2 separate regions of the Mus musculus genome follow, and region 1 is linked to region 2. The links are chromatin contacts, found by POLR2A ChIA-PET in ENCODE. All regions are on one chromosome and are shown on one strand. The core of a region is the stretch at or near the end of the contact, and the rest is flanking DNA. Distances in the headings are between cores, read along the strand shown.

Region 1 (3,814 bases), core at 966-3,465, 53 kb before region 2:
ATTTTTCCCATCCAATCACATTAGGGCAGTGGAGGCTTGTGATTGGACAGGAGAAGGAGTTGAGTGAGGAGTGAGGAGTTGAGAAGAGAGAGAGGTCTCAGGAGGAGAGAGAGGACCAGAATGGAGGCTGGCTGTCATGGTGTTATCAAACAGTTAGAATAATTGTGTTAAAACTTTACCAGTATCAATTGGCCCTGAAATTATTGTATTGGCATCTTGTAAATTGTGATTAAATTGATACGTAAATCTTATTGGTTAACTGTAAGCTTAAGAGACTTGTTTCTGTCGGGTAATTAGGTGTTGAGATGGCTAACCAGGGGTGCGTGGGGCGTTGTGTGAAAGCAAGAGGAACTTGGGACGAGGGAGCAGCCGAGAGATGGCCTTGTGGGAGCCTTGTGGCCTAGCAGGGTTGGCAAGTTGGCAGGCTGAGAGACTGAGCAAGTGAGATCACCTGGTTCAGGGTTAGCTCTAGATATTTCCTGCAACAGTTAGGGAACCTCCCTGCTCTAAGAGCCCAAGAGGCATCTCCCTCCCAGGGGCCATGTTGCTGGGCTAGCCACTGGTTTTACTCTACCCCGTTGGTTTTTACTGCCTGTCTGCATGAACTTGCTGGGTGATTGGGTTGACTCTGGTTCAGTCACCCTTGGGGCAGCGCCTATGCACAGGTTCCCAGACCTCTTCCTGTGTTCACACTTGGCCTTGCCACCACTCTGCCAACTGAGTGCTGGTATTTTACAGAGAACCTGATCCACAGAGTTTGAGTCATCAACCCAAGCCCACAGAGCTAAGAAGCAGATGTTGAGGGGCGGGGAGGGGGTTGGGGGTGGCAACTGAATTCAGAGCCTGGCTTGCAACCATAGAACTCAAAATATAACCACAGCAGCTTCCCATCCTGTTGAGTGCACAGCCTGTCAGCAGATTCCACTTCTAGACCTAACCTTAAGAATGTCTGGTATTTTGCCCTAAGAAAACTGCCAAAGATAACAGTCACTGGTCACAGTGGGGCACACCTACAATCCCAAAGCTGAGGCAGGAGGCTTACCAGTAAGTTCAAGGTCTGCTTGGGTTACAGAGTGAGACCTTATAAAAGAAAAAAAAAAATTTTTTTTTCTTTTTTAGAAAGAAGGCTCAGCGGTTAAGAGCACTGACTGCTCTTCCAGAGGTCATGAGTTCAAATCCCAGCAACTACATGGTGGCTCACAATCATCCATAATGAGAAACAAATAAAGAACCTATGGGCTGGAGAGGGGGGGGGCGGGACCGGAGTAAGAGGGTGAAAGGGAAGGGGGTGGGGGTGGGGGAAAAAAAAGGGAATTAAGGGAAGAAAAAGCATGAAGGGGGAGGGGGAGGGACAACGCTAAGGAGAGATGGGAGGGTATACACAGAGTCCCTCACAGCTGAAAGCCGCACAGTGGTAGTGTATTGCCCTCCCAGGGGTCCCTCACACAGTCACCAGTGATAGAGGATTAGCAAGACTGGTGGATTCCTAGAACACAGGGACATCAAAGGATGAGCACTATCCAGTGAACTGGCAAACCACAGGGCCTGCGGCTTGGGGCTGGTTGGGCACTTGAGACCCACACCCCCATCCCCATGCCCTCTCCTTCCTACAGCACAGGGACCTACCTAAGCATCTACTCAGGAGGATGTTCAAGGAGCAGCCTTGGCTTAGGCCTACAAAGGGAAGCTCAGGACCCTCAAAGCCACCAGGAATCCATTCTGTCTAACCTCTTAGGGAGGCCTCTGGTTGGGGTTATAGTATTTTAGCTGAGGCATGTGCAGGAAGGGCTGTGCCCAAGGCAACACCCACAGGCCTTGCATTCCGGTCACTGCTGGACTCTTTGGCTCATAGCTACAATGGTTCAACCAGGCCTGTGCATGCTGCACGTCTCCAAGGGACCTCAGAGACACCTTCAGACACCTGCTGCCCTGTAGCCCCACGGAGGCTGGAGGGTAAAGTGGGAGTTCAGAGTCTTACCAGGGCATGCTCATGCCAATAGCTTTAATTCAGCCCTGCTAATGCAGCTCTGACTGCATTCCTGAAGTCCGACTTCTCTCTCTGAGCCCACCCAGCTCCCAGGAGCCCCTTGCCTGTAGACGGCTCTGCTAAGCTTAGCCAGAACTCACCTCCTTATAGAACCCCTGGTCTTACCTGTTAGTAGACTCCCTTAGGGCTCCTTGCTGAGACCATAGACCAAAGGGCAGGACTTAGGCTGAAGTGTGGGCCACAAAGGAGACCTGCTGGGCTGGGCTAGGCTGGGCTGGGCAGACCACGTGGGAACTTAGGGGTATTTTTAGCTTCTGTATGGGTGAAAGGGGGGGAGGAGTGAGGTCACAGCTCTTCGAAGACTGTCTCCTTTGAAAAGCTACACTGTCTCTATCACACAGGAGGTCTCTGGGTTACAGTAGGGGCAGTAGGGAACTTGGACAAGTTGGTGCTTTGATTCATCCCGGGCAGTTAGGCTGAGGTGGGGGAGCCGAGAATGTAAGACAGACACATGCAGGGTGGAGACAGCAGGAGTCTGTACTGGGGTCTGTCGGGCCATAGAAGGTTGCTCAGGACCTTCTTGTACTGCTTCATGCTGAACTGACAGGGACCCAGATAGCCATGGTCCCTCTGTGGAATGGGACAACATGGCGCCTGAGAGGGTGATGTCTCTTGGGCTCTTGGAGCAGGGAGGTTCCCTAACTGTTGTGGGACATATCTAGAGCTAGCTCTGCACTTGCTCTGGGCTTGCACTTAACAGCTTGCACTTGTTGCTTACTTATCTTGAGTAAGCACAGGTTGGTCAGCCTAGTCTCAAAGCTTGGGGTCCATGGTGAAAGTGGGTGAGACTTCAGGGGTAAAGGCTGTGCTCAGGGCATGGACAGGCTCCCTGACACCTGGGTGTGCAGGTGGGAGAGCCTGGGGTTCTCTCTACATAACAAACAAAGCCTTGGCCTTGGGCTGCCCTGGTGTTTCCCTCCTTCCTGGGTGCTCCAGGCAGCGGAGAAATAGGGTCATCTAAAAATAAAGCAGCTGAAGTTTGTAATCTTCCATGCAGTGTGTGGTTCATGGGGACACACTTCACAGACAGAGTCTAGGTTACTGATGCCACCCAACGTCAGGTTGTGCCAGGGAACTGAGGAGGGCGAGAGCCAAGCTTCCCAGGTAAGGGGGATCTTAGTCAGTTTCTATTCCTGCACAAAACATGACCAGGAAGCAAGTTGGGGAGGAAAGGGTTTCTACCTTCACCAATGACCTTCCGTGGCCTCTCACAGTGCCGAGCTCAGCTGCTCTTCATGACCCCTTCATGCCTCCAAAACCAGTACCAACTGGATGACTCTTACACATTACCAAGTCCAGCCACAGCCCAAGGTACAACCTTGGCTATCTCTGGAACACAGCCTCTGTACTCTCAGAAAACACTTCCCAGAAGATGTCACCTCAATGATGCTCTTAATCTCTTCTTAATCACCGCTAATTTCTTAGCTCCAGGTAACCAGCATCAATTGTCCCAGTAATACAAAGGTTTCACTTTACTAGTTCTGGTATCTTGTTAATCACAGCTGATTCTTCAGTCCCAGCTAACCAGAACTACAGAATCTTCCCAATCAAAACAGCAATGGCCCTGATAAGAGTCTTTAATCTTCCCTCTGAAATTTCACAAGCAAGGCCTCCATCTTCTGCACTGTTCTCAACATTATCTTCCAAGCGCCTTCAGAACACCCCACAGAGCTCTTAACACCGAATGGATCTTCTAGCCCAAAATTCCAAAGTCCTTCCACAGTCCTCCCGAAACATGGTCAGGTTGTCATAGGAATACCCCACTAT
Region 2 (3,475 bases), core at 503-3,002:
TTTACTGGGCAGGTCTCTCCCTGGGGCAACTTGCATTTTCAGTTTTTCTTGCCCCACCCCCACTCTACCTAAACTTTTTAAAGTCTGTGCTTCAGCAGATCTGTTTGGATGAGGCTCCAGGGTTCGATTGGAAACTGTAGGCCGCACGCAGCCTGGCCCTCTTCCTTCCCTCCCTCCCTCCCTGTCTTCCGCTGTGGACCCATTCATCATCTGACCCAAGAGTCACATGCTTAGTGTCCTCTCTAGGGAGCAAGTGATGAGCAGCTCCAGGAACAAGCAGGCTTTGTCTTCCTATGTAGGAACTTCATCCACAGGACACAGAGTTCAAAGCCCCAGAGACCCTCCCTAAGGAGAGTTATCTGCTTGTGTTCTCACCAGGGTCCCAGACCTTCGGAAATCTCTATGGTAGGCAATCGGGCCTGAAAACAGTCATTATTTCACTTGGTTTTACATCAAACCAGTGTTCAAGCCGATGCAGTGGTGAGCCAGCACACACTGCCCAACTATGTCCAGGGGAGCACGGCAGAACAGGCAGGAAGAAGCTTTCATCTCCTATCTTTGCTTTAAGTGCCACGCAGTCACCTGATCTTGCAAGGCTGGGCTTTGTAATGTGGACCTACCTGACCACCCTGGGGCTGGAATTCCCATTGCCGCAGGCTTTGCCTGTGTCCCAAGTCTGTTCCTTCCTAGAAATAAAGAGCCCCCAAAGTGCTGCACACCCATAGGCCTGCCAAGTGACTGGTTTTCCCATCTATAGCTTGGCCGAACTGGTTTATGGTTTGCATTTTATCAGCGATTGACTCTGTTATTAGCGGGCTTCCTAGAGAAAGTGAAACTGCTTAATAAACGTCTGGTATAGGCTCAAGCCACCAGGCTTAGGCCTTTATGAGACAGGTTCTCACTGTGTGATCCAAGCTGGCCTCCAAATCACAATCCTCCTGTCCTCAGTGTTGGGATTATAGGCAAGTTCCACCATATCGGAGAAGGCAGGAGTAGCCTGGACTACATATCGAGGCCTTATGGGGCTGAGGTGGAGGAGGGACCGGGGGTAAAAGAGAAAAGAGAAAGAAGAAAAAAATGAGATGGGGATGGAGAGGGGGCTTCTGGTATAACACATTCCTGGGTGGGAGAAGGCTGAGCCAGGACCTCCGGTTCCTTGCGCGCCAGGGGAGGAGGTCCCACAGCCCAGTGGACAGCAAGAGAAGGCAGGTCTCCCCCACTGTCCTGGTGCTCCTAGGGTTCCCGCCCCAAAGCCCACTTTAAACCTTCGGGTGGTCAAATGGGCCCCAAAGTCCCGTCCCCCCCCCCCGTTCCCCCCCGTCCCACAGCCACGCCATCCTAGACTCTAAGCAGCGGCGATTCTTGTAAAACGCAGATAATCGCGATTCGGCTGCCAGTTCCAACCTCCAGGAAGAGCCCATTCCCTGGGAAGAAGCCCGAAACGCGGGAGGATGATGTGGCCACACTCGGCACAGTTGTCACCCGTGGGCCCCCTTCTGCCCTCAGCTTGGGCGGTAGCCTGTTCTCTCCCGGTTCCTGTGGCCGGACGCTTCTGCGTGTCCCTTCCTCCCGCCTCACCATACACTCACTGAGGTCCCCCAGGTGTCCCTAGGCCCTGCGGGCTCCTTGAAGGGAGCGCACCTGTCGGGTAGGCTCTCCACACTGCCCAGCGCGCCATTTCGCGCCGCGTCCATCCCCCTGATCGCCGGCAGGTCACCCCAAGCCTGAGCGCCCCGAAGTCTCTGAATGGGCGGAGCCTCGGGTCCCGGAGTATCCGCATTGGCTGCGCTTCGCGCTTTGGCCAATCTGTGAGCCGCACGGGCCCTGCCTCCGCCCCTGACTGGTTGATTGGTCATGTGGGGTCAGGTGGCAGTGGGACGGAGCTGGAGACTACCTTAGTAGGGCCACCGCGCTGCCGGTCCTATCTAACCGGTCATCGGCAAAGCGCGCGCCGCTCATGGCGAGTCATCTGGGTGCTCCAGCTACTGGCACCGTGCTCTGGGAGCCCACCTCCCTGGGCTGTCACTAGTGACAGAAGGACCAGTGACTTCACCGGTCGCCGCAAAGTTCATGGAAGTAAAAGTGTTAGGATGCGCGGTGCAATGAGAGGCACCGCAGCAGCCAAGACTGAGCGCCTGGAAGGGTTGGCGGCTAGTGCTCGCTGGACATAGGATACCCCACATCCGCCTTCGCGAATGATTTAATTGCCTGAAATTAGGAAGTTATGTGTTGATACTTTTGAGGCGATCTAGATCAGAGGTGAGCTAAGCAGGGCTGTTAAAATTATGGAAGGTTATAGTCACTAGGCATGCACATGGTGCTCGTATGTAAGTGCAGACAGACGCATAAACAGACTCATACACATAAAAATCTTTTTTTAAACAATTGAAAGGCGTGAAGCAGGACAGTAGTAGTACTGGCCTTTCATCCCAGCCCTCCAGAGGCATAAGCTGGCCAATCTCTGTGAGTTCGAGGCCAGCCTGGTCTACAAAGTGAGTTCTGAACGTGTGTTTTATTTTTTATTTTTCAAGTATAATGCTAACTTTATTGTAAAATGAGATTCTCTGGGTGAAGCATCAGCAACACTAGTCCTGCCTGCCATTATGTGGATGAAAACAGCTAGACTTCTGTCTGTCAGTGAGACAGTAACAAGCACTGGATAGACATTGTAAGAAAACGGTGAACATGGCAACCGCTAATGCAGAGTGAACATTACCCAGCATGAAGTCAGTGAAAAACTGAACATGACTCTCATTGTATGGATTGAAATAAGAAAAAGAATATGGTAATTTTACCCATTACACTTTGTAAAATCAGAGACATGAATTTATAAGCAGTGCCTTTAATAAAGACGGTAATTTAATTTCAAATAAATATATTTGCTTTCTATTCCTTTATCGTGTATTTTATTATGTTTCTAGCTGGCAAAACCCACCCGATTATTGAACTCAGTAATAACCCAATCCATGATGCTCCATCTGTCATACATCTAACTCACTTTACATACACTGCAAGTTCACATAGCATCCCTATAAACTGCTAGAACCTCCCGAGCCCAGTGTGACTGGCCTTTTGGACAAGGCAAGGGAGGGTCCGTCTGAGCATCCTCAGATTCAGCCTGCTCTTCCCACAAGTGCCAACAAGGGGCAGCTCCTAGCTCTCCTGCTCCTCGTAGTGAGCGTAGCCACTGGCATAGGTCCTTCCTAAATTCAAGTTACTGAACAGATCTGATGACTCAGCATTTGAGTCCTTCCCATCTTCTTCCTCTTCATCCTCTGCTTCATCCTCCTCCTCCTCATCATGGTATCCAGTATCTCCATACTTGTCCGACGCATCATACCCTTCTTCTCCTCCAGTCTGCCTGCCAAATTTCAAGGAGCGTGTTGACATGTTAAGATCCTTTGTCTCCTGTGTTTCATGCCCACATTTAGGGCAAGGAGGTTGTTTTCCTTTTTCTTGCTTAAACACTTTGCTC

Evidence for each region. ChIA-PET counts read pairs that join two places held with the same protein, here RNA polymerase II (POLR2A).
Region 1: POLR2A ChIA-PET joins it to region 2 with 14 read pairs in Patski. The contact joins the promoter of Klhl30 here to the promoter of Scly in region 2. POLR2A ChIA-PET finds 5 or more read pairs at or near these places in 3 of 5 experiments (Patski and embryonic stem cell).

What each region holds. Positions count from the first base shown.
Region 1 is chr1:91,349,474-91,353,287 of GRCm38, reverse strand. Klhl30 (kelch-like 30) reads right to left here and starts at 2,215. Exons shown (of 8, transcript NM_027551.2): 1 at 2,153-2,215.
Region 2 is chr1:91,296,615-91,300,089 of GRCm38, reverse strand. It overlaps Scly (selenocysteine lyase), which reads right to left and starts at 1,752. Exons shown (of 12, transcript NM_016717.3): 1 at 1,642-1,752. The coding sequence starts at 1,694. It also overlaps the pseudogene Gm7785.